3 separate regions of the Homo sapiens genome follow, and all the other regions are linked to region 3. Evidence: chromatin loops called from intact Hi-C (ENCODE). Cell type or tissue: chondrocyte. All regions are shown on one strand. Each heading gives the region's core, and the rest is flanking DNA. Links, peaks and the distances in the headings are about the cores only. Region 1 overlaps FAM81B (family with sequence similarity 81 member B). Region 2 overlaps SKIC3 (SKI3 subunit of superkiller complex). Region 3 holds the start of MCTP1 (multiple C2 and transmembrane domain containing 1).

Region 1 (10,568 bases), core at 2,417-7,416, 160 kb after region 3:
AAAAGTGTTTTAATAACATTAAAGGTTAAGTTTAGTCAGACACCGTGGCACACACCTGTAGTCCCAGCTACCCAGGAGGCTGAGGCAAGCAGGATCGCTTGAACCCAGGAGTTCGGGTTACAATGAGCTGTCATTGCACCACTGCATGCCAGCCTGGATGACAGAGCAAGACCTGGTCTCTAAAAAAGTCTTTTAACAAAGGTTAAGGTTAACCTTTGTTTGGCTTGAAGACCAGAAAATTAGACACTACAAGATTGAAGACAGCTAATTTAAGAAACATCCACAGCAGAGACTGGCACAAGTTCTTTGAAAAGTGTCTCAGAGGTGCTGACAAGTCCTTTCAAGATTCAAGATCAACAAGAAGCTATTGACTGGCTTCTCGGTCTAGCTGTGAGGCTTGAATATGGAGATAATGCTGAAAAATACAAGGACTTAGTACCTGATTATGCAAAAACTGCTGACAATGCAACTAAAAATGCAGAACCATTGATCAATTTGGATGTAAATAATCCTGATGTTAAGGCTGGTGTGAAGGCTAACCTGCTTCAGATTCAATGTCATGACGATTACCTGGTAATGCCTAAGGCAATTCGAATTTTGGTTCAGGAGCACCTGACAGGATGCAGTTGCTAAGGCAAATCAAACAGAGGGTTTGCCTGTTGCTTTAGACAAAATATTATTGGTTTTGATGCAGGAGATGCAGTTCTTAATGAAGCTGCTCAAATTCTGCAATTACTGCATATAGAAGAGCTCAGAGAGCTACAGACAAAAATTAATGAAGCCATAGTAGCTGTTCAGACAATTATTACTGATCCAAGGACAGACCACAGACTGGGAAAAGTTGGAAGATGAACACTTTAGGACTTCAGCTTCTCACCTATTTAGTACAACTGGGAACCATGTCCACTTCTGGCATGTTTGAAAATCAAACGTCACATTTTGCGGGGAGGAATCCCAGAAAAGTGACTATGTTCTAGTGCTTTTTTCTTTAATAAAGTTTAGGAAAGTAGGGGAAAAAAAAGAGCAGAGCTGCTGCAGGCCAGGGCCACCTTCACTCGGGATACCTCTGTGGTTACCAGATGTCAATCATGGAAAATGTGAGAGAGAAGAGAAGAGCAATACTGAAAAAGTTTCCCCGTGCCACACCTACTCGCAGGTGTCTTGGCAGGGAATCCAGGAGCAAATGCCTTCAAAACGCCAAGGTAATTCCGTCTCCACCACCATCCTCATTAGTAAATTGAAACCCGAGACGATGGCTTTTATGTCACCTCACTTGCCAAGATACAATTAAAACCTGTCAAGACAGGTTGTCAAAATGATACCAGCGGCTAAAACATACAAAGAGCCTCGGCTTCCATAGCCACCATTCCTGACGGCCAAGCACCAGAAACAGCAGCCGAGGAACCTCAAACTTTACATGCGCATTTTTCAAAATTAAAACTATGCATCTGGCCGGGCGCGATGGCTCACCCCTGTAATTCCAGCACTTTGGGAGGCCAAGGCGGGCAGATCACGAGATCAAGAGATGGAGACCATCCTGGCCAGCATAGTGAAACCCCGCCTGTACTAAAAATACAAAAATTAGCCGGCCGTGGTGGCGGGCGCCTGTAGTCCCAGCTACTCGGGAGGCTGAAGCAGGAGAATGGCTTGAACCCGGGAGGTGGAGGTTGCAGTGAGCAGAGATCGTGCCACTCTCCTCCAGCCTGGCGACAGAGTGAGACTCTGTATCTAAATAAATAAATAAATATAAATAAAACTATGTCTGCAAATTAAAAAAAAAAGGTTAAATAGGCAATCTTCCCATTTAGAAACATTTACAAATTCAAGTTTAATGGTCAACTAAACTTATATTGAACTTAAAAGCTACAGTGTTTTCTGACACTTTTCTAGTGAATTGCTGGGATTTGGGCACTGATCTCTAGATCCGACAAAGACATGCACTGAACCCCTCCACTGTGCCTCCTCCTCAGAAGGATCATCCTCTGAGCTTCTGCTAAGTAATGTCCTAAGCCTACTTAGTTCTTACACAGCAAGAGTCTTGGCCATCAGGAAATAAAGCTGTCTTTTAACAAGGGTTTGGCAGGGGCAGCACTTACCAGTCACTCCCTAGATAGCTCTTACTGCTGACGCTTGTTTAGTAGACAGTGATTTATAAGAAAAGAAAAAGTGTTTGGTCAATGAAGCAAATGCATAGACTCAAATAATATCATCCAACTTTGAAAACACTACCACAGTAGAAAGTTAATAATTACCCAGTACAGAGATATGTCAAATTCAACTTTGTATCTTTAGCACCCAACACATTGAAATAGAAGTAGAAGCCAATGAATGAATGAACGATTTTTGAGCACCTATATTATGTAAACTGTGTTTTAGAATATCCAAACATAATCCTTGCTACTTACAGTTGAGAAGAAACAACATAAGTGAAAAGCTAAACACAGGAAAAGTAAAAGTTAAGACAATGTTAAATGAGATGATGTATCAATAGGCAGAAATAATAAATACAGTAATCGTCATTTATGAATGCTTACCAACCACTAGTGCTGAAGATACTCAATGCACCCAGCTCTGCAGGGTGGATCTTATTTATCCCTATCTTAAAGATTAGGACATATAAAATCATGGAGATTAATTTGCCCAAAATCACACAGCTAGAAAGTGTCTGACTCTAAAGCTCAAATTGTTTTGATCAATTCATGATGTTTCCATCTCACAATTCTGTCTATTGAAAACTAATTCTACCACAGAAATTTTTAAAAGGGAAAGACCACATTGACTTGGGTGGCTGGGAAACAGGCTGTGAATGTATTGGGATTTGAACAATTTGGAATATCTAAGAAACAAAAGTCTTTCTATCAGAGTGGAGGCAGAATTGATTTTTAGTGTCACTAATTAGAAATCACATAACATTAAGAAGAAATTAGTTTGAGAGTTCTACCTGTAGGTGTAAAGTTAGTAGAAAAACAGTATTTCTTGGAACTAATTTTTGGTTTCTAATATGAAACTTAGAATCTTAGACTCAGTCTCCAAAGAAATAATAGCATATGGTCTGTCTTAAGCTCTTTTTCAAATATGATTACAAAAATGAAAATATCTTCTGTTTATCAGCAAATGAAAGGCCACTAATTCTTTTTACATTCACACTTGGTCAAAGCCCTATCTAAGTTCTTGAGAGCCTGCTAGCAGTAATAGTTTCCAAGAATTCAAAATCTTGGAAAAGTTCATTCAACAGATTTTTTTTAACACAAGACATTGGTTTTGGGACATAAGTGTAGTGGCAAAACTGGCCTAGGATAGAGCTACATCCTCATTTCTGTATGTCATCCATGACCAAGGAAGGCGGACCCTGGCTGCCTTCACCACTAATCCCTCACTGCAGCTCTCTGCCTTGTGCCCTGCTATGTCTGTAGATCTTCACTCAGCTTTCCTTCACTGTTTTGTAATTTTCTCCCTTATAATTGCTCTCGGTGTGTACTTTAATTTGATTAAATCAGCATAAACACTTAAAAACATAAAAACAACCAATAGCCCTCATCATCCTAGTGAGGTCTCTAGCTATAATTTAAATGTCTGACTTTTGTGTTTTGAGGAAAAGGAAAGAATAAGCTCTATCTCATCACCTATCTGTATACATCTAATAGAAATGCTCATACACCTATTGAAATAGAAGATTTGGGATCTAAAATGTGAATGTCATCTAAGATAGATTCATACTGCTGAGATTTTAACTGTAAGTTCTGTAATTAATATATTATGGCAAATCATGTCCATTATGTCCGGGAAAAGCTTATGCAAAGAAAAAGAGTTATACAAACCTTTATTTTACTTATTCTTTACATCTCTCAAGGAGATTGCTATTTCAAAAATGCTTTCAAATTTTAATAAACTACCAACAGAATCCAACTTCTGGGTGTTACCAGGAAAATTAATCCCCAGCTGAAAGCAAATCTTGTAATAAAAGGATAAGTAGTAATTCATTCTTTATGGCTTTAATTTCAGAATTTCAATTACTGATATGCCCTTCCAGAGATATTACATGGGCATACTTAATGTTTCCTTGGTTTTCAGAGGGATGTTAATATTGTATCAGTGATAAAAGAGTAAATGCTCTCATTTATTTGTTATACAGTAAAGGTGGGCACTGAAGGCTGGATTCTCAATTGTAAAGCTATCTCTTGATTATCTGGGGATTTACTGGCCCCCTTAACTATGACTATTAATTAATACTTCCACCAGAGACAGGGAAAGGAAGATGAAAACCAAAGCAGATTAGATTTCTAAATAGCTTGACAAATCTATGATTTGTTATTTGTCAGCAATGCTAATAAAAGATACTTAATGAGAAAGAATGACCCATTTGTTCATTTAGCCAACTATTTATTGAGCACTTACTATATTCCAGGCATTGTTATCAGCCATGAACAATGCAAAATTCTTGCTTTCATGGAGCTTAACTTTTAGTGGAGGAGATAGAACACAAATTAGTGTGCGTCAGATGGTGATGAGAATTTTGGAGAAAAATTAAGTAGGGTAAGAGAATAGGAAGTTTCAAATAAGGAGAAAGAGTTCTATTTTTTAAGGTGGTGTATAAATGTAAATCTGAATGAGATTAGGGCAGGAGCCAATGGATATTCTGAGGAAGAGTATTCCAGATAGAGAAAATAATTGGCTAAAATGAGGGAGTCTACGTATCCAGTGGGTGGGCTTATTTGTCTGAGATCCAACAGCTGTTAACCAACAGCACAGGTGATTGGGAATCATGATTAGACTAAGAACACGAATAGAAACCAACTCCATCTTCTTCAGTGTTGAGGTACTCAACAGTCAATCAAGATATGCCTCATATCTATGTGAAAAATATCACTCTGTGTCAAAAATAATGAGAGAATTCAGAGGACAAAGATCAGAATTTAGCTATTAGACTGTAACTAATATAACTATTGGAAAATTAACTTACATTTCCCATTCCTTGGTTTCATCATCTAAGTCAGGTTTTCTCAGTGTCGGCACTATTGGTATTTCAGCTGGATCATTCTTTGTTGTGAGTCTCTCCTGTGCATTGTAAGATGTTTAGCAGCATCTCTAGTGTCTACCCACTAGATGCCAGTAACACCTCTCAGTTGTGACAACCAAAATTGTCTCCAGATGTTATCAAACGTCCCCCAGGGGCAAGCAGGTGGGAGGGGGGTAACTGCCCCCAGTTGAAAGCTATTAGCCTAAAAATAATGATTTCACAGAACTTGTATTTTCTAATAATTAGCCCAAACACTTTTTCCAAAGAGCAAGAGAGGCATGTATATGGAGTGTATGTCCAGCATGACTTAATTAATTTCCAATGATAAACATCACAAACTAAATTATATGCATATAATTTTGTCTGAAAACATCAGAGCAATTATTACTTTAACTGTCTGTACCATACATTGTAAGACAGTCTGAATATTTTCAATAACAAACATTGTTCTTGCCAATCTAACAGTTTTACCTATTCTAAAAGGGAATTTGAAGCCAACATCTTATCATGAGCAAGTCACATGCAGAAAACACACACAGAAACCACTCACAAGTCCCCATCCCTCATCCTACCTCTTCCCAGTCCCATACCTCATTTAATTCAGATTGGATTCCCCTCTCTCCTCAAACCCTCGGCCACTCTACAGTGACTTCTCAACTGATGATATATGATTCCAACCCTTTTATCCACTTCTATTCTTAAAAATCTTTCATTCTCTGTTATTTAATACTTCTATGGTGCATCATCTTGATAGGTCCCGTAGGTACCTTCCTGTACCTCTATTACTTCTGCTTTTGCCCCACATGAGTAATTCAAGGCCTCTTTAAATGCCCCCTAAAAAAAAAATCCACTCACACAGACTCATTGGTAGCAATGGGGACTTTATGGAAGATTTTGCCTGAGACAAATGCAACCTAAAGTCCCCCTTGGCACATTCCCCAGGTTCTTTGGGGGCTTTTCTCCTCCATTCTCCTGCCTCTGACCTTTCTCTCCTCTGCTAGACAATGCAGGTCCTCTCTGCCCCTGCTCCTCTCCCAGCCACATACCGGCACTTAGCAGGAGTCAGCAAACTATCACACTTAGCCACATTTACCCACAGCTAAGAATGGCTTCTATGCATTCTAATAATTAAAGAGTTCTATTTCATAACATGTGAATATTACATAAAGTTTGATTAGACTATAACCGTACTCATTTCTTTACATATCTGTGGCTGCTTTCCCACTGCAATGGAGCATTGAGTGGTTGCAACAGAGACTATATGGCCCACAATGCCTAAAATATTTACTATCTGGCCTTTGACAGACAACGCCTAGCATGAGTAATAATCCCCACCACAAGGGAACTTATCAAAGTATTTCCTCCACACACAACCAGTGAGCCCCAGGCCATGAGAGGAATTCTGCATGGATAACACTACATTTCAGTGTGGCTGTGGTTAGCTCCCAGCCAGCAGTGCTCCTGTCACTGTGTGTTTGTATTTTAGGGTATGTAGAGGGGGTGTTAACAGTAGCTGGACTGAACTCAAGCTCAGGACAGGAACCCAGAGTGTACTTACCTTGCCTCTGGCACCTCCCACATCACCCCACAAATACTTGCTAGACACACTGAGTCTCGTCACCTCAAAAAACTGCAGACTTTTTCAATACTAATTTTTTATGTTTAAATTAACTTATTTAAATGAAACAAAACATTTTTTCCCATAGATTTCATTCACTTTCAAGTAATCTGTACGAAGAAGTTGAGAATAATAAAAAATGGACAGAAAACCAATTTCTCAAATATAGAAAAGACCACCTGGGCCATATAAATGAATGTCTGAAGGTCCTACAGGAGAAACTGGTGAGGAGTTCTGTTATTTTGTGAAGCAAGCACCTGCATAGTCCTTGTTAGCAGTGAGTAAAGGTCTGGGAATTTGTACTTCAACATTTATGGTAATCTTCACTGCTTCAGTAACTTTTTTTTTTTTAAACACCACAATAGGAGTCCAGAGGCCTGTCTTCTGGTCCTGTTTGCTACTCCCCAACTCTGCAAACCTGTGTTTCTCAGAGTGTGCTCTACCTGTACCAAAAGAATCTGAAGAGGTTTTTTTTTTTAAAAAAAAAAAAATAGATTGCCACCCCAGACCCAGAGAGTCTGACTCTCTTGGGGCCTCCCCTGGGAATCAGTGGTTAAAGGCACACTCCCTGAGTGATGTGCAGACAAGTCATTTGACTTTTCTGAAGATCTCTTAGTAGATTAAAAGTTTTCAAAACTCTTTTTTTCAGATCAGACCATGTAAAGACAGCCCCAAGCTTTGGGGTGAGGCTACCAAGGTTTATGAGAAATATACTTATTTCAGGGGTCCCCTCTCCCACTGCAACCAGCACACCTTACCCAATGGGAAGGGCAGCACAGCGCCATCACTGTGGTCAATGGCTGCCAGTCCTGCAGGTGACTAAAGTAAGATGTTTTGAGAACTTAGGTAGAGAGACTTTAGGCAGAGGCAGCTCAGGAAATAATGTCCCCAGCTCCAGCCTGAGTTTGTAAACAGCTGATAGAGTTACAAAGGAGCCAAGAGTTGGAGATAAACATAAAGCTTTATCACTGGTAAGGCTATCGAAGTATGTGTGGTAAGACTGCAGCTGCCGAGTGGGACTGCTAGCTCTTCACTCCTGAATTAGGCAGATTCCTTTACCAGTTATACGCAGCACTAGGTAACCGTGGGGTCATTGTGCAGGCAGAAACCTCCCACCATAAGGAACACAGAGACTGGAATCCACCAACACTTATTCCTGAGGCAGATGGGGCCAAAGAGAGGAGAACCAAAAGGGTCATACCTGCCATGCCCAGTTCCTGCTCCCAGATTCCCTGTGGAGAAGTGAGGAGAAAAGCAGCTGATTATCCTAAGGCTGACTCTGCAGTCCCTACCTTGGTTGTACATTAGAATCACCTGGAGAGTGCTTAAATCCTATCAGTTCTTGAGCTCCATCACAGACCAATTAAATCAGAATTCCTGGGGCTGGGGTATGGTCCAGGTGATGTTACTAAACGACTGGAATGGCGAGTCACTATTCTAGCCGAAGTCTGTCCACGTGGAGGTATGAAATTGAGGGAGTATGTCCAAGAAACTCAGGAAAAGCAGTATCTAAAATGTCTTTGAATATTAGACTTAAATGCCAAATTCTCAAGGCATTTGGGCCACGCTACAGCCCTTTTCTTTTATTCCATTACATGTTGAATTCCAGAAACTACAAATGAACAGGGCCAAAGGGATTAACTCTTATACTTATGAACACAGTTTTAGATACAAAGGAACTTGGTTTGAATTTTCATGCTTAACATAGAAAAATGAATGTTAAAAATATTTTCTCTAAGCTGAAAGATAAATCCATGTACATTTCTGAAGTTTTATCCCATAATCTCTTTTACAGGAAAAGTCTGAAAATAAAATGGAAGAAAAACTGCTGCAGCTTTCAAGCAAAGTAGAGAATTTCATTAACACACAGAAACAGGAAACACAACTAAGTAAAGTAAAGCATATGGAAAATAAATTGTCCAAAAAGATGGAACAAATGGAAAAGCAGATCTGGGGTGAATTAGAGACAATGCAGAATGAATATCAATCAGGTGAGCAGATACCTTTTATTAAGTAAAGAATATCTGTCCTTTCCTGTTCAATCCCTCAGTCTTCCACTTTGAGCTAATGGCCAGGGATCAATCTTGTCATTAGTGACATCGTTATGTATTTATTCCACTTTTCTAAATATCCTATAGAATATGAGTATTATACTGGAAGGCATATAAATAAATTAACTTTCTTCACTTGGCAATGTCACAGGCCTGCCATTGGTGTGAATTTTTTTTTTTTTTTTTTTTTACTAAGATCATGGAATTTTTACTAATTCATGGAATTGTCAGACTTGGAAAATCCTTGGACATACCCAAGACGTGACTTGTGGGTATGTTATGAAATTAAGAGCCTAAATCAAATGCCCTTCTCATTGAACTACAAGTAATGAGCTTGGACAGATGTCAGACTGGAGACCTGACCTTTAGAAGTGAGAAAGAGGGATGAATTAGCAGAGTCCAGTATAATGACTGCTTTTATTTTGAAGAGGCTAATGGCAGCAGTGTCAAGCTGAGCTAACATCAAAGAGGATTAATTTGAAAGGCTCATCTAATTTCTCAAAGGGAAGGACATGGAATAGGTGCTGTGGTGCAGCCATCTGCCTTGAGTCATAATTCTGAGGGAATTACCAGGACTCAGAAGAGTTTCTTTCCTAGAGAAAGTCCCAAGTAATTTTTTTTCTTTTGTCTTCTAGATCTCAGAAAAATTCATGTGTAAATTCTACCAAATTTGGTCCTGTATAGAGATACCTTGGAGGTGCCTTGGGAGGACATGAGGGTCTCAATCTGCCAGATGTTCCTGGCATATAAGTAGAATTTGCTGCCTGGAAATTCAACCCTCACAATATACCCCTCCCACCGTCATATCAAAATAATGAATTATCTGGCCAGGAATCATGTCCCAAACTTAACTGGCCCTTCTTTTAAAGGCTCTGCTTTCTGTTTAACTATCAGAGGTTTAATTTTACTTATTCCATTAGTAAAACTTCAGGGTGAACTGAAAAGGAATTTACCACCTGCAAGTTCTTTCATTTTACTAATGAGGAGGAGTTCTAAAAAGGGGGAACTTCAAATTAATGGTTTGCTGCTTTATGCCTTTAATAAAAATGTGTTGAGAAACGACTCTGTGAAAGGCCCCAGTGAATAACAAATGGGTTGTGCCCTAAGGCCTTGAGGTTTGATAGGTCTGTGGTCAGGAGTGACTAGACATGCATAAGAGAGATACAAAGTGCTAGGAGGGAGGAGGGCAGCAGGGGGCCGCTGTTAGGTCCCTCAAATAGGCTACTTTCAGAGAAGATTTAAAATCTCATCTGTGATCTTTACCTTCAATTTGGTAACAAGACTGAAAAAAAATCACACAAGTCTCTCATCAAAGCATTCAGAAAGAATAAAATATTTTAAATTTCTCTCTTGCAATATAGAATTATGCAATATATTTGAGGAGGAGAAAAATAAATTTCACAATGAAACCAGATAACTAGATATAAGTTGAAACACTATTGTGAATGGATCTTCATGACATACAAGAAATATATTATGTACAATTTTAGGCTGGTCTTCATAGAATTTAATGCGCTTGGAATTAAATGATAATCAATTATGGCAGGACTGCCGATTAGCAACTTTTTTAAAAAAAAGCTCTAATGCATTGTTTAAGTGTACCTATTCTTTTACCCTCTTACAGGATTTAAATCAATTCATGACTCTCTCAGCTCCCTCCAACAAATACAGAAAACAAAGATGGATTTAGAGAAATATAAAGTACAGAAAGACCTAAAGAAATTACAGCGCAAGATAGTGGAACTCCAGGAAGTATAAACCTTTTCAGTCATCTTCTTTTTCATCAGCCAATGGAGTGATTTGTTGGAAAAAGTTCTGAAGAAGAAAGTTACTATCTCTGGGATGTTTACTGCTTCTAATGTCTCCTTTTAAGGAGACGAAT
Region 2 (10,568 bases), core at 2,141-7,140, 200 kb after region 3:
CAAGCAAGAAGATCAACTGACAGAGGCCTAGGGGAAGCAGTTGGGTTGCTAGAACTGTTCTGTATCTTGATATGGGAGGTGTTAAACAGGTATGTCATATATAGAGTAGTACTTTTAAGATTTTTACACTTTATTCCTTGTGAATTATATCATAATATAAAAGAAAACACACACATACACACACACATGCAGTCTCTTAAGACTTTACTTATTGATATGGTTTGGCTGTGTCCCCACCCAAATCTCATCTTGAATTCCCATGTGTTATGGGAGGGATCTGGTAGAAGGTAACTGAATCATGAGGGGAGGTCTTTCCTGTGCTGTTCTCATGATAGCGAATAAGTCTCACAAGATCTGATAGTTTTAAAAAGGGGAGTTTCCCTGCACAAGCTCTCTCTCTTGTCTGCCGCCATGTGAGACACGCCTTCCTCCTTCCATCATGATTGTAAGGCCTCCCCAGCCACAGAGAACTGTAAGTCCATTAAACCTCTTTCTTCTGTAAATTGCCCAGTCTCAGGTGTCTTTATCAGCAGTGTGAAAATAGACTAATACACTTATGATATAATTTATCCTTCAATTTTTCCCTTTTAGTTTGACAATGTATTTCTCCCTTTGATAATGAATATGAAATCAACAACATCTAGTTGTTGATTAAGTATCTAAGGTCAGCTAGATGTTCTGAGGTCAACTAGATGTTGATCTTAAATCCTAAATCTCATACAGAAAACTTACTCTAAGAAAGGGGAAAAAAGAATTACAGTAAAAGGGAGGCTTAGTTTTCATAATCCAGTAATTTTATGCCAGATAATTTTTTCAAATTATCTAAAGCAGGGATATAAAAAAGCTGATATAATAAAAGATCAGAATAAAAAACAAATTATAGTAAGATAATAAGCGTCTATAAATCTATATCAAAAAGCCCTTTTGATACTTTCTCTGGGGCACAGAGGAAATATAATAAATTGTATAAAATAATTATGTGCTTCCTTGTATTTTAATATCAATAAGAACAAAGCACACAGTGATCATTGTGCATTTGTCACTGTGGATAACCAGAGCCACCTGAAAGAGCAGATGATCTGTTGATTCAAGCATCAATCCTGAAAATAATTATTTCTAAAAGCACTAAATACAGGTTATCTGTAAAGTAGCTAGGGAGAAACTATACATATCTCCTGTAAAAGCAGAGTTAAACACCATTATGATACCCTTATTATAAAATGTCTATAACATATCAACCCATATAAAAGACAGTATTTTCATCACCGTTTTAAAGTGAGAAAATTTAGAATCAATAACTTAAAAAGCTTTAAATCATCATTGTAGCAGATCCAAAACTAGTGTTAAACTTCCTTAGTTCCTCTAACCACAATACCTTTTAGATCTTGAAACTGAGAGATAACATGGTGAGAGTGACAGCAAGCCAAATAAAAATGGAGCATAGCCCTGACATTAACTAATATTATGAAGTGTTTTAATTGAGGACTCAAGTAAGAAAGGAGAAAACTTACCTGCCAAGCTGGAACAGAGGTTGAGTTGGACATGACTGTTTTTTGTAGTTCTTCAAGTACAGCATCTGGGAGTGGCTTTTGTGACTCCAGGAGTGGTTTACACTGAACTTGTCTCAAAAGTAAGATAACGGCTGGCTGATCAGGGTTACTTTTTAAATTCTAGAAATCAAATCCCAAAGAGGAACACATCAAATAGGTTCTTAAGTGTTAAAAGTAAAAAGCATTATTCTCCAAGTTGGGAAAATAAAATTCTGAAGGTTTATACCTTTTCTTATTAAAGAGAAAACAACTGCAAATAATTAAATAAACAAAACAATGAACAGCCTGTAAATATCAAACTTTACATTAAAATAACCTTTAAAATCAGTAATGCTATTACTGTAGTCTACATGTATTTCCCTTTGACTTAGTTTACTCTTAAGTGATATCCTGAAAAATTTAGGTTCTAAATGTAAGTAAATAGTTGAACTAAGAAAATATAAATATAAAATTAAGTGGGAATGCTATCACTATTCCATACTGGAATAAACTATACTATGTAAGAAGAAAAGAGGCATACATTTTTTTCTTTCTTAACCTCTTAACAAAGGTATTCACTCTACATGTCTTTCTTCTAGGCACAGCCTTTTCAAGTACTGCGAGTAAGAAAAATGACCTATTTTCCCCATTTCCTTAAGCTACTGTTTCTATCTTAAAATACTTACCTACATACATACATAAATGTATTGTATATACTTATATTCTCTGTATGTGTATATATTTTTATATATATGAAGAATTTCTGTAAACAAGTCCTCCCACTATTGTTTCAAATATTTCTTTATTGCTTGTCCCTCAATAGCATACTTTTCTATTTTTTACTCATTAGATCTTAAATGTATTTCTAAAATTTATTTGATTGCTTTCTTCTAAGTAAGAGATTGCAACAACAAACCGACAAGGAAAGGTTCATTAGGCATCACTTATTCTATCAGAGGGCACATAGCAACTGTCAATTTATGCTTAGTAAACACTTACTGTGTAATACCCTGTCCTGAACTTAGATGGAATTCCTTAAATAAAAGAAAAAATGTATCACTCTGCTTTTCATAGAATTTAAGAACCAAAGAAATCTTCAAAAGTCCATTCTTCTTTCTCTGTAAAATGTATACTGATCTTTCCAAAAAAATTACACAACCTCCATGGTAAGCAATTATGAAATACGATGTTTTCAGGAAAAGTCACGTTCAAAACTCTCTTTAACCATTACATTATTTCTAAGTGAGCTTTGGAAACTAATTCATTCTTTCAGTAAATATTTATTGAGCCCCTACTATGTTCTAGGCAAGGTAATACACATTTATTCACAGAGCCTGCAAGCATAGAGCCCTCCAATCCTGGCATGTAAAAACAGACTACTGAGTAGATTCCAGTCACCCACTCAACAATCTCCACAGTCATTCTATGTGATCCAGAACTTTGGAAAACTGAAGGGATACTGGAAAATATAGCATTAAGAAGGAACCAATCAGAAATCAAAGGAAAATACTGCCTCTCTAATGACACCCAAATAAAAAATTTTTTAAAGACCTATAATAAGAGCTTGAGTCCTAGAGTCAGACAAATGTGAGTTCAAATCACAACTCTATCCATTCCTAATTGTAAGCTCCTGTGCACATTACTTATCCTCTTTAAGTCTTAGTTTTTCTTATCTGTAAAAATGAGGATAATAATAAATACCTATATATAAGATTGTTGTGAAGTTCAAATACAAAATGCTAAATGCAGTGACTGGTTTGTGGCAAGTACAGTAATCAATAAATTTTAGTTGTTATCATCATAATTGTCATCACCACCACTACCTGCTCTTTAAACAACATGCATTCCTCTTTTTTTTTTTTTTTTTTTTTTTCCAGACAGGATCTCATTCTGTTGCCCAGGCTGGAGTGTAGTGGTGTGATCATGGCTCACTGCAACGTCAAATTCCTGGGCTCAAGCAATTCTCCTGCCTCAGCCTCTCGAGTAGCAGGAACTACAGGCATGTGTCACCAGGACCGGTTAATTTTTTAATTTTTTGTAGAGACAGCCTCTCGCTATGTTGCCTAGGCTCGTCTCAAACTCGTGGCCTCAAGTGATCCTCCCATCTCAGTCTCCCAAAGTGCCAGGAATACAGGAGTGAGCCACCGCATCTAGCCTCATACATTCCATTTTTGAAGTTATTTTCCCAGTAAGATAAGAATCCATGAGTTTCAATGCACATTCCATAAAATACCTTTGTGCAGAGAGTTTCAGCTTCAGATATTCTTCCTGTGTCTATTAGACCAGTGACAGCTTGTGAGAGAGACCACTTTTCAAGGGACTGGTTGTAATTTTCAAAGAATTTTTCGTCTTTAACTGTAAACAAAAAATGTCAATGTTACTTTCTTCTGCAATTTATAATGTGTTCTTAGAGGAGTAACTGGTTGCTAAAAAATTACCGTTGGGCTTATCATCCATACACAGTTTTTCAAAGTTACATGTGCCACATGTACCATAGACTATCCTGACAAGTGGCAGGTTTCTGAAAAGTTTCATGGCAGGAGTATTTGTGGCTAAATAACTCAAAGCCTCATATAATTGTGACTTCTAAAGAAAAATAAAATAATTTGCTGAAAACATGTAAAGATTTACTATGATATAATTGATGTAAAATAAGCTGCACATTTTCAAACTATACAATCTGATGATATTTGACATGTATATCAGTGAACCATCACCACAACCATGATAATGAACATATTCAGCATTATCAAAATTTTCCTCTTGTCCCTTTGTAACCACTTCTGTCCCCAACCTACTCCATCCTCCCTTAGCCCCTGTCCCCAGTCAGCTCCTAATCTGTTTTCTGTCACATAGGCCAATTTGCATTTCCACAAATTTCATATAAGTGGAATCATATAGTATAAACTCTTTGGCATCTTTCACAGGTGCTAATATGGCAAATTACCTTCATTTTCAAATGGTACATCAATCTTGCATTCCTGGGATAAACCATAATTGATCATAATGTATTATTATCATTTTTATGTATTGCTGGATTTGAATTGGTGAAGTGTTGTTATGAATTTCTCCATCTACCTTCACAAGCAATGTTGTTCTTTGCCTGGTTTGGGTATTAGGGTAATGCTGGCCTCATAGAAGATGTCAGAAGTGTTACTATCTTAGATTTTCTGAAAGAATTTGAGTAGAATGGGTATTATTTTTCCTTAAATATTTGGTAAAATTCACTAGTAAGTGAATTTAAGATAGCTATTCAAGATAGCTGATTAGATGCATTCGGTGCTCGCCTCGTCCATGGAAAGGAACCAAATAGCAAGTAGATAATCACACTTCAGATATATTATCTAAGAAAGCACACTGGACCTCAACAGAAAAGTGACAGGAAACACCAAAAGCAAGGAAGGAGAGGGGAGTGAGGTCGTCTGCTCGGCTGGGATCAGCTGGGAGCCTAGAAAGGCTCCTGAATGCAGGGAAAGGATAGGAAAGAGACCCCTAACAGTTTACATTCCTACCATGGACTCTGATAATTCTAGCCATAAGACAACCTCGTGACCCTTGCAGGCCCTAAAACTAACATAGGGAGTACATAATAATGGCATTGGTCCAAAGTGGGAGCTCACGCTGAGTCCCACAAACCCCTGAGTCCTAAGCAGCTAGAGTGAGGCACTATTTTGAGAGCCCAGCCCTCTACCAGGCTGTGTCTTGCCATGCAGCCCAACAGCCCCTGTATCTCCACAGTCCTAGAGCCCCACTGATATTCCCTGCCCACAGCCACTGCTGCTGGAGCTGAGGTGAGAGCCACTGTCAACCACCATGAGCTGCTGGTAAGGAGCAGCCATGCATATTCAAGTGCCCTGAGAACAAATTCCACTGCCCTGCAGCTACCACTGCATTAGAATACAGCAGAGCTGAGGCATCACTGAAGGCTGCAACCCTATGGCTGCTCACACTGAAAGCAACCCCACCCTACCTAGTAGCAGGGTCACAGTGCAGCAGCTGCTGCTCCCAACAAAGCATTTGCTGGCAGCCCGGCATCACTCTGCCCCTGCCTATCACAGCCAGGGCCCGCATGCACCACCAGGGAGCCTAAGGACAGTCTACCTGGCCTGGCTCCATTCCCCAGAGTACCCAAGCATACCCTCCTGGGGCCTCGGGATTGCCCAGCTCAGACCACCACCATTAGTATTTGAGCACTCCTCTGGGGTCTGAGGTTGGGCCCATCCAATCTGCCGCTAACACCGCAGCTGGCACTCACTTACATGTATCACATTGTTGGCCTGGAGACTGGTGTGCTCAGTCCATTGCAGCCACCACCAATGCCAGTGTGGACTGCTTGGGTCCCAGAGGGTTGGTCCCACTGCCACTACCATCACCCACACCACGTGTGCTGCCCAGGGACTCAAGAACACACCCACCTACCCAGCCGAATTGTGATGGTTAATACTGAGTGTCAACTTGATTGGACTGAAGGATACAAAGTATTAATCCTGGGTGTGTCTGTGTGGGTGTTGCCAAAAGAGAATAACATGTGAGTCAGTGGGCTGAGGAAGGCAGATCCACCCTTAATCTGGTGGGCACAATCTAATCAGCTTCCAGCAAATATAAAGCAAGCAGAAAAACACGAAAAAGCAAGACCGGCCTAGCCTCCCACCCTACATCTTTCTCCCATGCTGGATGCTTCCTGCCCTCAAACATCAGACTTCAAGTTCTTCAGTGTGGGGGCTGGGACTGGCTCTCCTTGCTCCTCAGCTTGCAAACAGCCTGTTGTGGGACCTTGTGATCCTGTAAGTTAATACTTAATGAACTCCCCATATATATATCTCCTATTAGTTCTGTCCCTCTAGGAGAACCCTAATACACCAATGCTGCCATTCCTGGAACCTGGGCAATCCATCTAATAGAGGCACAAGAATGGGCCTGTCTAAACCCACTAACACCAGGACATTGCTCTGGCATCCAAGGACAGGCAAGCTTAGCCAACTGCTGCCACCACTAGGACCCAAAGACTGGCCTATCTGGCATCCCAGGCCCCACCATAACTTCACCAAGCCTCCACTAACAAGTACATCCTAACAAACCAAAGAAATCACAAATATCACTGATGCTGTCTACAGCCAAAGAAATCAGAGACTACATTCAGAATCAAAGCCAAAGTGACCTACCCAAACAACACCATGGATACATCTTCAGGAAAAAGTGCTCCCCTACGAAAGAAAATTCCAAAATTGGAAGTGACTGTTAGACTAGATATGCATATATCAATGTAAGGACAAAGGAAACAAGAAAAAGCAAGGAAATATGACACTTCCAAAGGAACATAATAATTCTACAGCAACAGATCTCAATCAAAAAGAAATTTATGAAATCCTAGGGGAAAAATTCAAAATATTGATAATAAAGCAGCTCAGTAAGATACAAGAGAATACTAAAAACCAGTACAAAGAAATTAGAAAAAGCAATTTAGGACATTAATGAAAAATTTACCAAACAGATGGATATCATAAGAAATAACCAAACAAATTCTAGAAATGAAGAATTCATTGAATGAAATACAAAATATATCTGAAAGCTTCAACAACAGACTAGATCAAGCAGAAGAGCCTCAGAACTTGAAGACAGATCTTTTCAAACAACCTAGTGAGACAAAAATGTAAAAGAATAAGCAAAGCCTACATGACATATGGAACACCATAAAACACCCAAATATTTAAATTTTCAGTGTCCTAGAAGGCAAAAAGAAAACATAATTATTTTGTTTAAAAAAACTATTTAACAAAATAATAGATGAAAATATCCCAATTCTAGCAAGAGATTTAGACATCTGAAAACATGAGGAGGCTTAGAGATGCACAAATATTTACAATTCCAAAAGATGTTCTCCATGGCACACTATAGATAACCCATCAAAAGTCAAAGACAAAGAGAGAATACTAAAAACATAAAGAGAAGAGCATACTACTTATAAATGAACACCCATCAGACTAACAGCAGATCTGTCAGCAGAAATCTTACAGGCCAGTAGAGAATAAGATAATATATCCAAACTGCTGAAAAGAAAAAAACTGTCAGCCAAGGACACTATACCCAGCAAAGTTATTCTTCATAAATGAAGGGAAAATAAAGTTTTCCCAGACAAGTAAAAGTTGAATATCACCACTAGACCAGTCCTACAAGAAATGCTCAATGGAATCTAAACCTAAAAGAGAACAGACAACATTTACCATCATGAAAACACACAAAAGTAAAAACTCACTGGTAAAGCAAACATACAAAAGAGGAAGAGAAAGGACACAAATGGTACCACTACAGAAAAGCACCAAAATACAATAACACACAATAAAGAGAGAAAGAAATAAAGAATATACCAAAAAAAAAATCAACTAATTAAACAACAGAAATAAGGCAACACACATCAATGACAACCTTGAATGTAAATGAATTAAACTTTCCATTGAAAATATATGGATTAGCTGAATGGATTAAAAAAAATTACCCAACATATGCTGCATACAAGAAACTAGTCTCACCTATCACAACACATATAGGCTGGATGTGGTGGCTCACACCTGTAATCCCAATACTTTAGGAGGCCAAAACAGGAGGACTGCTTGAGCCTAGGAGTTTGAGACCAGCCTGAGCAACATAGCAAGACCTCATTTCTAAAATAAAAAAATTAGTTGGGCATAGTGACTTGTACCTATGACTTGGGAGGCGGAGGCAGGAGTATTACTTGAGCCCAGGAGTTTGAGGTCAGTCTGGGCAACACAGCAAGACCTCATCTCTTAAAAAAAAAAACAACTAAAATAATGATAGCAACAATGTATTTGATTATGTGTGCTTACGTGTGTGTGGATGTATACAGACTCGTATGCTTATGTGTAAGCAAAAGAGCAATGACATAAAGGACAATAATTAGGATTGTTTTACTATAAGGACTTGCACTATCCATAAAGCAGTATAGTGTTAGTTGAAAATGGAGTTGGATTAATTCTAAATGTATATTGCAACCAGTAAAAAAGGGCAACCAGTTAAAAAAAAAAAAAAAAAGTAGAAAAGGAAATACAACTGACATGCTAACAAAGAAGAGAAAATAGCATCAAATAAAATGCACAATTAAAACTACAAAACACAGAAAAATAGTTGGACAAAAATGGAAACAAAAAACAAAGGCAACAAATAGAAAATGGTAAAATATATGATAGATACTAAACCAATTATATCAACAATCACTTCAAACACCTATAGTCTAAACATAACCAATGAAAGAAAAGAGATTGTCAATGCGGATAAAAAATAAAAATAGGTAGATTGTTCTTTCTTTTAATCTGAAGAGCATGGCTTCAAAATAACTATGTTATAGGTATTTCTGAATTACCACTTAATAAATTCATTTTATTAAAATATTTCAATCTTATATAATCTAATACCATTAAACAAAAGCCTACTTTTCTTAATTTGCCCTAGTAGTCAAAAGACAGGCAGTAATGATGCTTAACATTTACTAAAAAATGATTAATAACCTAAAATTAATTCAGTGAAAAGCTAATGTCCCAAGACAAAAGTAGGCTAATCTATTTATTAATTTAAGTAGGTTAATCTATGTCACCTTTCAGTGAAGAAATTTATAGATTTACAAAACAATGTTAACTAAATCTGATTAGATTAACAGCTTATTCTGACCAAGATTCCCAGGAGGAATCATGGGACAATTTCAATGCTGGTTTCAGTAAAGGACTCTTTCCAGGTCACCTTTATCCTAAAATGCTGGTAAAGTCTCAAAGTAAGTAAATGCTACAAAACAAAGATTTCAGCTAACAGAACCCATTGGGCTTTTAAGCTATCTGGAAGAGAAAATACATATGCTTATCACACTTCTGTACAAACATTTTACTATGGATTTTTAATGAATATATATATATACATTATTTAAATATATATATTCATTAAATAATGTATATATATATTTAAATAATGTATATATATATTCATAAAAATATACATATATATATATATATTTTTTTTTTTGAGACGGAGTCTCGCTCTGTCACCCAGGCTGGAGAGCGGTGGCGCAATCTCGGCTCATTGCAAGCTCCGCCTCCTGGGTTCACGCCATTCTCCTGCCTCAGCCTCCAGAGTAGCTAGGACTATAGGTGCCCGCCACCACGCTCAGCTAATTTTCTGTATTTTTTAGTAGAGACGGGGTTTCACCATGTTAGCCAGGATGGTCTCGATCTCCTGACCTCGTGATCTGCCCATCTCGGCCTCCCAAAGTGCTGGGATTACAGGCGTGAGCCACCATGCCCGGCCTAATGAATATATTTTTTATAACAACATATGCTGAAGCCGTTTGTATTCTGGATTTAACCATTCAAGAAATCTGAATTAAATCATGTATAAAGATGCTTTTAAAAACTTACTTGAAGCAGAAACAGCAGATAACAGTGCCAAGTATAAATCTATCCTCTTTGGCTGAGTGTTGTTCACTAAGGCCAGTTTATCATCAGCGTGACAGGCTGCCATTAGCCCAGCCCAGATAGCAGGATCACCTGAAAACAGGAAATACACAGTGATAAGTCTTGTTAAAATCAACATGTTGCTTAAAAACTATCAAAAATGAGATTAAGAGTTTACAAGTTAAAAAAAAATTGTATCTAAAAAAAAATTTCACTTTCTCAAAGGAAAATTAAATTGCACTTGTTTTCAGAGACACATTGCTACATTCATCTTTCCAGATTTGCCAATTTTTCCAAACATATCAGAGGATGATAAACATCCTATTAAGCTGTTCATCCATGGCTGGTTAGCTCAGCTGCCTAGAGTGCTGTATTACTGTGGAAAGGGCAATTAGATTCACTTTCACTGGACACCAAGGACAAGTCTCACTCATCTTCATGACTTAGTAGTTGCTGTTTTAAAGACTCAGTCCTAGGACAAGGAAGATAACACAATTTTTCAGTTCTTAAGAAAAGTTTAAGCCAAAGGAAAGGCTCAAGATTTTAATTATATTCTAATAGGCAAGCAGAAAAGTCACTTCATCAT
Region 3 (10,568 bases), core at 3,014-8,013:
ATAACCTAACTTCTAAATCTGCAGATTTTGTCAATGCTTATAAAGTTATGTGGACATATTATTTATACTCCATTAACCAGGATTGGTAAATGATTTAATAAGCATTATGATCAAAGAAATCATATTACATGTTTCCTTTAGGTATCAAAAATATATTATTAACCTTTATTTTGTGAAATCATTTTCAAACAATGAGGTAAAAGAAAGAGGAAGAAGAATGTTCTATTTTTAAATGAATCTGCTAATCCCATTTTTTTCCCTCAACATAACATATTCATTCTTCATGATAATGCATACATACTTGCTAAAAATAATGTAAGATTTTTTCCATTGCTGTATAAAATTGTAATGTCACCAGTACTACCTTGATTTGTCACAGGCTACTTTTTCCAACACTGCAAGTAACATAGTTCATATCCTAAATTAAATAAGAAGGAATGGCAAAGCACCCTGTTAATTTTTTTCAACCACACACTTATTTGTAATAGCAGCAATTGCAAAACTTCAGTATACTTTCCAATAATAATAACAAGCACAGCAGCAATTGCTAATGTTTATTGAACACTTGCTATAGTTTAAGCCAATCTCTCATAACATCTACATGCTAACACTTCCATTTATGCAAGATTCATAGTTCAACTCAAATTTGCCAGACACTTATTATAGCAAGTAAAGGTTAAAGGGAAATATGTCATCCTCTTTACTCCCTTTCTTTGGAATAAGCTGATGATCCGAGCACTTTTCATGAATGCTATCACACATCAAACTCCACTTTCCACCCTGCTCCAAAATGTCCTAAGGTCTCATCTACCCTCTCTCACTTTCAATATGAAAGGGGTCATTTCTGAAGCTAGACCAGTATAAAGCTACTAACATTGTTTTAGGGGCTTGATTTTGATATTATTAGTTTTCTTCAGTGACTTTAGTCGTTTATAATAGGAATTATGTTTTTAAATCTGTGCCTTCTTTAAGATGGAGTTGTGTTCTTTGAAGTCATAGTAAAAACATCTGAAAAATTGCAAAAATCAACCCAAGTCATGTTTTTGAATCATTTTGTTAAATATGTGCTTTATTTAAAAGCTCAGCTAATAAAGCAAGATACACTTCATGTATAGACTTAATTGTAGAAAATTTTTTTTCCACTTTTTATCAGGGCTTACAGATATGTTGTAGGAATCTTATCCCAATGAATAGATTCCTCTTGCTATGTTTCAAAACATATCTAACATACACTGAATAATTTTCCTACTTCTTTTCAAAAATAGTTTATCCTTTGTGAAAGCAATTTTAACAAAATTTATTTAAAGAGAAAAAAATAAAAGTTCAGCATTCATAAACACTACATGCTTTTGTTAAAATACTAAAAAAATGCAACGTATTCATTCCTCACTCTTTATCTTAAAATACTGACTTTCTGATCCTAGCAAAACATAATTTTAGTAACTCGTCAAGGCAGAATACATAAAATTGGCATATTTTTGATATGCACACAAATTGAGAAAGCATCTTTTCCAACTGTGTTGCAGAAAATGAAATGCATCTGGTATGACAATATGGCCCAACACGTGAACCAGAATCAGTGGGAAGAAAGGGATATTTTTTTTTCCTTATTCTCAAAACAGAACATTTGAAATAATGCACATCCCCCAACAGCAAGGCATTATTAAGTCTGTTAATACATATTGCAAAGTGTGTTTGGCTAATGAAAACACAATAGCAAGAGGACCAGCAGGCACATGGAAAGTAGCCTGGTTTGTTCACTTTTACTCATATATACCCGTGACTCCCAAATCTCTTTCCCCAGCCGTCCAAACTGATTTTTTTTTCTTTGCTTTTGCTTAACATCTCCACCCACTGTCAGAGTACGTGCACATATGTTGTTGGGGCCTCGTGCTGGGCTAGGGAGGTGGAGACGTGGAGAGTGTGTTGGAGAACATGGCTTATGCCAGGATCAAGCAGAGAACAAGAGAAAAAATTAAACAATTTGCCTATTTTTGCAATACATTTTATTTCTGCCTTGAAAGAAAAGTCTTTTCATCTAGGCACTCTAAAGATGTATTAAATACTTTTATTGTGTTTCTTTCTTGAGTACTGTGCTTGTGAACTGTGAATAAAGCTGAAATCTGTATGTGCTACACACCCCTTTCCCATGCCCAGGTCACTTTGGAGATGAGCTGCTGAGAGAGTAAGGAAAGATCTCTGAGATATTCAGGAAGCTTGGAAGAGTGCTGCAAAGCTAAGCTGACTCCTGAGCAGCTGAATGCATCCCCTTCCAGGTTCCAATTCCATTTTTTCCTCTTTCCCATTCAGAGGTGAGCCGGGCTCCTTTGAGATGGGCAGAGAGGTATTTCCAGGACTGAGAAATCCTCTCTTTTACATTGGTCAGAGAGTGCTGCTGAAAGCCATTATTTGTGACTCATTACAGAGAAATCTCTCCACTTCCCAGAGAACAAGGCCCCATGAGCAGCAGACGCTAGGGACCAAAAATGGTATCTCTTTCTGGGACTGTGTCTGGCATTGGGCAAGTCCCTCAGGGTTTACCATTCTGTCTGCCTATATCCCATCTTTCTCTTATTTTTTGAAAGATATTTTAGCTTTTCTATTTCTCTTATGTCTATGTCGAAATGCTGATTCTCTATAATGAAAAGCTTCTTCAGAGTTATAGATCATGATAATCTCATTCGTGACAAAATATACATGCAACAATACATCACAGAACAAATTACAAATTATGATAGCTAATCCATCATAGAATTGATTGTATATAGGGATGGGGAAAAATCTCCAGAATATACGTAAACTTGCAAGGCTCTACTTTCATCAGTAAGACCAAAGACATCTAAAAAATGGAACAAGTTCTAAAAGTTGTCAAAGGTAGCTGTCATAATGGAAAAAGATTCTGGAGACTGACTTGAGTACAAAACTTCTCTCTGTCATCTACTAACTACGTGACCCTGGAAAGCTTATTTAACCTATGTGAGCATTGGTTTACGAATCTGTAAAGTGACAATCACATAGGTCTGCTGTGAGGGTTAAACTATGTAGGGCTATAAAATGCCCAGCATATGGTGAAGGCATACATAATAGTGTTAATTTAGTATCTTCTCCAGAATAAGTTTATATCTTTTGTATACAAAATTCATACTTACATAGTAGTGTTTTTTTTAATAAAGATTGACAGTTTCTGAAAACTTTTTGGCAAAAAGGAACATAAAAAATTCAGAGTTATCTATTTTTGCTTTAAAAATATCTTGGTTCAGTGAACTGTAATGTGATTTAATAAGTTAACATTCACGGTAATATGATATATACCTTTCAAAATAATTCAATTATTATTTGTTATTCTATTATCCTTGATAGTGAAAGAAAAAAATGTAAAGTTCCCCAACTCTGAAATTCTTCTACATTAGGATTATGTACACGCTCAAAAATAAATACTTCCTTTAATATATAGTATTCATCTATACTGAATTTAAAACATTCTTCTAAAACCATTTATCACTTTACTTTTAAAACCAAAAACAGGGGCTCTATCCAGTTCACTTTCAAGATGACAGGAAAGGTAAATGTATTTGGTCTTTTTGTCACTATTATCTCTACTTACTCTTCTGAGAATAAAATATTTTTCTGGATCATCAGGTGTTTGCTTACAGCAAGCAATTTTGTTTATTAAGGAACAAAACATATTCATATTCTGCTTTACTTTCTGGAGCTACACTAAGAAATCAGTCCATGAACTATAAAAACTTCCAACTGAAAGCCTATCTATTCCCGTATCTTACCCTTCAAACACAGCCTGTTTCTTTGTAGCTGAGCTTTTAATCTACTAATAACTAAAGTTTTAATGCAAGTGTCATTCATCTAACATAATTAATCAGAGTCAAAACAATGAGAAAGTGTAAGTAAACTAAGATATATTGGGAGAAAAATGTTCTTTAGGTCTCTGGCAGAGTGAAACTTCCAAAATATTTTCTAGAATTAAAATGATTTGATAAACATTTACAAAAAGAGCAGTGCCTCTTCGAAATTGAGGGAGTAAAAACGGCTATTCAGTGGGACACATTGTGGGTCCCACACATAAAATTTCTAGTAAAAGCACTTTTACAAACCTTGACTCTTGTCTGAGCAATCAACATGATGTATAAAGCAGCATACTTTAAAAAGCAAGTGCTTCAGGTGACTATTAAAACTTCACAAGGCTCATAGGAACATATGCATTTGACTAACTGGGAGGAGACGCTCCCGCTGTCCACTTGAAGGGCGGTGATCCAATTGCAGCAGGAAGGTTTAAGAAAGGGGTGCCGGATGCAGGCCTGAGATGATGCTTTCCCTGGCACAGGACCTCACATGTGCCATAATTTACCTCTCCACGTTTCTATTTCTTCCCGCCAGCCATTTGCTTCCAATGGTACCTCTCCACACCACCACACGTGATCGTAATTGTTTTTAAGTTATTGGGTTAGTTTTTTCTTTTGCCAAGATGAGATTTGGCTGGACATCTCCTTTCAGGAGAACTCTAAAAAGTACCCACTTTAGGTCTAACTTTTCATTGACTACTCAGAAAGCTTCTGGTGACAGGTATCATTTCTACCAAAAGTAAAGTCCGGGTGCAAGTCAGAACTCTTTCATCTTTGCTAAACCAGAGCGAGATGTTTTCTTTCGACTGTTTCATCTACTTAGAATTAATAGCATTTCTCCTCCCGCCTCCCGGCCCCCGCCCCCCGCTCCCCGGGTGGTGAACGCCTGAAGAGGGAGGCGTGGTCCCGCGCACCTTGTCTCCGGCCGCGCCACCGGCACTCACCTGGCTGCTGCCGTGCTCCTCGCCCGTCTCCGGGGCCCGAGACTCCGCGGGACTCCGCGCCGGCTCTGCGGGAGGAGGCGGCGGCTCCAGCAGCTGCTCCAGGCAGGCGGTGCCCGGCAGAGAGGAGCTCTTCTGGTGGCACAAGTGCGCCCCGGGGCCCTGACGCCGTGCACCCTCATCTCGGGCGCGGTCCCCCCTCGGGGGAGGCTGGGGCGAGGAGGACAGGGAGGATGAGGCGGAGGAAGAGGAAGGAGCTGAGTCGGGGGAGCGTCCGCCAGGAGGCGTCCCTCCCGCTGCTCCCGAGGCCGCCGCGGGCCCCTTTACGGCGGGGAGCAAATGCTCGCGGATCCGGCGGCGTAGCGTGGACCCCTGCTCGGCTCTGCCGGCGCCGCCGGGCTCCAGGGGCTCCGGCGACGAGCAGCACAGGTTGGGCTGCGAGGAGGAGAAGACTCGGTCCAGCACTTGCTTCCGCTTCTTGAAGCCGCTCCACCTGCTGCCTGCACCACTCCCCCTGGCCGGTGCATTCCCTGTGCCCACCGGGGGTGGCGGGGAGGGCGACGGGGTGTCCGCAGTGCGGCGCTCTGGACCCCCAGCGCGCCCGCCCCCGCCGCCCTTGCTCCTGCCCACCCCCAGCTGCAGGTTCTTCCAGAGCCGGGCCTGGAAGGAGGAGGACGCCGCCGGCGGCTCTGGCTCGCCCGCCGCGGCAGCCCGGGGCTCCATCCTCCACCCCCTGCTCCTCCTCTCCCCTCCTCCTCCTCCTCCTCCTCCTGCTTCTCCTCCCTCTTCGGCTGCACCTCCTCCCGGGTCCCCGCGGCGCTGGCGGTGGCGGCGGCGGCGGCGGCGGGCGCAGCAGCAGAAACCGGGAGTGCCCAGCGACTTCAGGCCAGCTCGGGGGAAAGAAGCGGCCGCCGCCGCCGAGGCTCTCTGGCCTCGGGACTCCGGCGCTGCCTCTTCCTCCCGCACCTGCTGGGGTGGGCTGGAGCCGTAACCGAATCCCGGCCGCGGCGCCTGCAAAGTTTTTCCCTCGAAGCTCCGCGGCTCCAGTCCACTGGCGTCCCCCAGGCCGCGCCCTGGCTCCCTCTTCTCTCTGACCGAGCTCGGGAAGCTGCACGCACCGGGGCGTGCGCGTCCAGCTGCGCCAGGGACCGCACCCGGCGCCCTCTGGGCAGCACCTGTCAGCGGCGGGGGCGGCTGCCTCCAAATTGGGCGCGCACGCGGCTCACACAACAAGGCGCGTCTGGCTGGAGACTCCGGGGACCAGCAGTCCCCCTGGGGCGCCCCGGGACCATCCTCCAGCTCCTAGGTGGGAGGGCCGGTAGGAGCCGGGTGGAGCTAGGTAGGGCCCGAAGCCAGCTTGCTCCCTAGGATCCGGCCACAGTTGCCCAGGCAGCTCGCTGTGCGCTGGCCGCTGGCCGCGCTGGCGATCGTCTGGGTCGGATGAAGCGAGCTGGAGTGGAAACTATGTGCCCTCGATGGGTCTCGTGGGGGCGCCGATCGTCCACACTGAGCGATGAACCCGACGGAGTTCTAAAGCTGAAGACGTCTGCCCCCGCCCCGTTGCGCTCCCTGGGTCCAAGACGAGAGTTTAATTTCTTCTGTCTTGACTTCATCCCCATCCACCCCTCCCTTTTCTTTATTTGCCTCTGCACTGGTCTCTTATGATCAGGTTCTAGCATTTCCGGAGTCTGACGATAAAGCCAGCCCTTAAGTTGCAGGGAGTTTACGGTGGACGAAGATGGGTGATGCGCACTGCCTTTGATCCGATTCGGCACGCACAGAATCTTGTTCTTTTCATTCAAGCGCATTTTTTCTTTGGTTACTTCATTTGCTTGTTGCAAGGCAAACGGAAAAGGCTTTTTAGCTCATTCAGACTTTGCTTCTCCCAAAGCTGCTCAGCCAGGGTCTTCTGATTCTGCTAGGAGAGACTTCTGAAAGGCCAGCAACACAATGCCTCTTTCGTCCTCCTAAATGGGGAAAACGGGAGAGTTCCCTAAGCTGCGGTAGCACACTGATCAGTCTTGTCTAGCTAGCAGTATGCTTTGGAGGTGTTACCAACCTAAGTTTTTTGTTTTGTTTTGTTTTTGTTACCTTTATAACAAATATTTATTAAGCACCTACTATATACCAGGCACTGTGATAGGCTCTGGGGATGCAGCTGTGAACAGGGCATCAGGGTCCCACCCACATGGAGCTTATTGTGAGGGTGAGGGTTGGGAGGTGATGCGAGACAATAAACAGAATTTCTAATATGCAAAAGTCCCATGGAAACAGTTAAGCAGGGTACCACATAACAGAGTGGCTACAGAGGAAGAGCTTCCAGACAAAATGCAGGACACCCAATTAAACTGACTTTCAGAGAAACAATGAATAATATTAGTATATGTATGTCCCAAATATTGCATGGGACATACTTATACTAAAATACTATTATTTATCTGAAATTTAAATTTAACTGGGTGTCATGTTTTTGTTTGCTAAATCTGGCAGCCCCATATGGAGAGGTTTTTGGTTTTTTACATTATGTGTACAGGGAGAGTCTCTCTGAGAAGATAAAATTTTGAGTTAAGACTTAATGAGGACAGAGAACCAGCTATTGACGGATCTGACTGTAGAATTTCAGGTAGAAGGAACAGCAGATACAGAGGTCCTGAGGCAGGAAGCAGCTTGACTGGGCATATTCAAGGACAGAACGATACCACTCCAAATAGAGTAGAGCAAGGTGGGTGGGGTTGGTAAGAGATGTAGTGAAACAAAAGGTCAGCTAAGGGAGTGGGTCCTATAGCCAGAGTGAGAGTCCATGTTTCCTCTAAATGAAATTGGGAGACATTAGAGGTCTTTTTTAATCGTGAGGGTAATGTGATGTGATTTACTAATACTAATGCCAGGTATTAATAAATAGCCTCACAGGGCTATTTTGAAGATTAAGTGGAAAAAGGACTTAGCTCAGTGCCTGTATATAGTTGATATTATTGTTATTTGGTAGACCCAGTATTTCCCAAGTATATGAATACTATGCTTTGGAAAAAGAGCAACGTGAATGGAGAAACACTGGGCTGCATTTAAATAATATTATTGAAATGACAAGATTATAGAGATGGATAGTGGTTGCCAGGGGTTAGCGGTGGGGCAAATGTAAAGGATCAGAATAAAGAAGTTTATTTGTTATGATGAGACAAATTTAGATTGTGGTGGTGGTTACATGAATGTGTGTTATACACAGGATAGGACTGCATAGAACTACATACATATATGAATGCACATAAAAACGTGACATCTGAATAAGATAAGTTGTACCAATGGCAATTTCCTGGGTCTTAATATTGAACTATAGTTATGTATGATAATATCATTGGGGGAAATTGGGTGAAGGTCACACAGGAGCTCTATGTAGTATGTTTGCAACTTCCTGTGAGTCCATAATTATTTTAAAATTTAAAGTATAAATAAAAGCAAACAATAATAAAGCATGTTTTTTTGAAAAAATTGTGTGCTGCTGAAAGTTTTCCTTTGGAACCTTAATAATTAGAGAATGAAACAGTCTTAGAGCTACGATGGCCTACCCTTTCTTTGTAGCTCTGTTCTGGCCAACCCCACCTAATTCCTGAGGAAGCCTCTGAGAAGCAAATGAGGGAAAAGTCAGGACTGGTGAGGCAGAGTCCACATTAGGGCAAGCTCACAACTGCAAAGGTAAACACAGAGGCTGTGAAGCACTCTCCACACAGAATAAGAAAAGCCAACCACATTTGCCTTTATGGAGGTACCTCCCCACCGGGTGAAAGCAGAAGGGTTGGCATTTTTCACTGGCTTTTCCTTCCTCTTCACTCCAGTTTCCTTTCTCTGTATTTTATTTCTGTGTTAGTCCTTACTTTTCAAAGTTTCAGGTAAACCTTTTAAAGTTTCAGTTAAAACTCTTCAGCTAAATTATAAATATCATAGCTAAGTCTAACTGTGTAAGCTGGTGGTGGCTTAAGTGTTAACTCTCTCTGGAGTATTTATGAGCTTTATATATGGGAGCTTTATAAAACTGAAAATCTCCATCAAAATAAGTAGAAACCTTCATTAAGGACTTGGCCATTCAAGGTAGTGTTAGTCTTACAAAGCGAGCTACACACCAACTTCAGAGGCTTTCGCTCCAAACCTGCATCAATCCCTTATTAAATCAATATGGAGATCATTTTCAAAAGCCCAAGGCAAACTGTCTTTTCTACACCAATCAAGCTGAAAGCACCAAGACCACAAAAAACTACCTGAATATAAAGCTGCTCTGAAAGCACAAAAAGAAACTGGACTACCCAGAAATCTTATTCTCTAGAGAGAACAAGAGGAAAAATATTTTGTTTCTAGTTTGTTATAATTGTAGACTGGAGATAATGCTACACAATTCAACCTTAAATTCATTTAGTCTTCAATGCATTTAATTGACTTTTTAATATTATTTTTCTCTTCTACCTGTCTTAAAATACTCTGAGATATTGAGTTCTGAAATCTATAATCCCAAATAACACATCCATCATATGAATTCATTTACATATCTTGAAAAAGCATATGTAACTTTTCCTAAATATCTGAAGTGGATTATAAAATGAGACTGTCCTACAGATTGTATATCATATAAAGCTACACTAGATAAGGTCTCTTCTGTCAAATGTCTTATTATATTTAAGAGAAGATATTTATAAGAACCCTACAACACAAGCAGAAAGTGAATGGTACAAATTAATCACTGAGGAAGTGAAGAATTACTTCTGGCTTGACTAACCAAGGAGGACTTCTTGTTGGAGGCATCTGAGCTAAGATCTAGTGCAGGTGGCAGGGTATAACAAGAAGATGGATTGCCACCAGCAAGGAAAAGCAAAATTCATGCCATATACCAAGACTTTAATAAATGTTAGCTATTCTTTTTATTATTTTCATTAATACAATTTACTGTCTCGAATATTGATATTTATTGCTTAGATTAATATTAAATATGCTTCAAACATTGATATTCAGGAGGTTGAAGTGATGTATAAGCCACTTATACAATATTTATACAATGTATAATTATACAATGTATAATATTTGAGCAGAAACCCAAAGGAAGTGAGAGAAGCAGCCAAATAGTGAATCTGAAGAAACATTTTTCCAGGAACAGGAAACATGAAGTGCAAAGAGGCTGAGCAGGAACATTCTCAGCTTCAACAATGGCAAGGAGGGCAAAGTAGCTGAAAGAAAGAGAGCAAGAGGGGAATAAGAGGAGAAAATATTGCAGAGAAGCTCAGGGCCAGATGATACAGGATTCTGTAGGCGACAGTAAAGACTTTGGACTTGGCTAAAATGGAAAGCCATTAGAGGGCTTTGAGTAGAGTTTTTTAATAATCAAATTGCATTTTAAAAGGCTCATTGTGGCCTCTTTGTTGACAATAGAGTAGAGAGGTATGGATGAGAACAGAGTTTAGATAGGAGCCCATTCTGGGAACAGAGTTTGGATAGGAGCCGTACAAAAGGGACAATGATGGCTTCCACTCAGGTGGTAGGCAAGAAGTGGTGACCACAGTGACATTCTAGATACAGGACATTTTGAAGACAGAACTGACAGCTGGGCATGGTGGCTCTTGCCTGTAGTCCCAGCTACTTGAGAGGCTGAGGAGGGATGATCACTTGATCCCAGGAATTTGAGGCTGCAGTGACCTATGACTGTGTGACTGTACTCCACATGGGTGATAGAGCAAGACCCCGTCTCAGAAATAAACAAATACATAAAATTAAAGATAGAGCTGAGAGGATT

What was found. A loop is a pair of places that touch in the nucleus more often than their neighbours do. Peaks named below come from ENCODE experiments on the same cell type or tissue, not always from the same donor. Only the 100,000 strongest peaks of a DNase experiment are listed, where the experiment ranks them.
Region 1: a loop joins it to region 3, with 2.0 times the contacts of the local background. A loop is called at or near these places in 2 of 110 quality-filtered maps.
Region 2: a loop joins it to region 3, with 2.3 times the contacts of the local background. A loop is called at or near these places in 5 of 110 quality-filtered maps.

Annotation. Positions count from the first base shown.
Region 1 is chr5:95,439,839-95,450,406 of GRCh38, forward strand. FAM81B (family with sequence similarity 81 member B) reads left to right here. Exons shown (of 10, transcript NM_152548.3): 8 at 6,724-6,859; 9 at 8,431-8,626; 10 at 10,311-10,568. The coding sequence ends at 10,444. It also overlaps the pseudogene RTRAFP2. Among named protein-coding and RNA genes, the nearest start is that of FAM81B, 54 kb to the left of the region's middle. RefSeq lists an enhancer at 1-877. In chondrocyte, for the core only: no CTCF peak of the experiment used is centred there; no DNase peak of the experiment used is centred there.
Region 2 is chr5:95,480,962-95,491,529 of GRCh38, forward strand. It overlaps SKIC3 (SKI3 subunit of superkiller complex), which reads right to left. Exons shown (of 43, transcript NM_014639.4): 37 at 9,947-10,075; 38 at 3,763-3,884; 39 at 1,512-1,670. Among named protein-coding and RNA genes, the nearest start is that of SKIC3, 69 kb to the right of the region's middle. RefSeq lists enhancers at 5,111-5,729, 5,730-6,346. In chondrocyte, for the core only: no CTCF peak of the experiment used is centred there; no DNase peak of the experiment used is centred there.
Region 3 is chr5:95,279,055-95,289,622 of GRCh38, forward strand. It overlaps MCTP1 (multiple C2 and transmembrane domain containing 1), which reads right to left and starts at 6,040. Exons shown (of 23, transcript NM_024717.7): 1 at 4,802-6,040. The coding sequence starts at 5,521. RefSeq lists silencers at 5,129-5,248, 5,329-5,388. In chondrocyte, for the core only: CTCF peaks have their summits at 5,062 (motif pointing right), 5,277 (motif pointing left) and 6,296; DNase peaks (open chromatin) are centred at 4,906 and 6,129.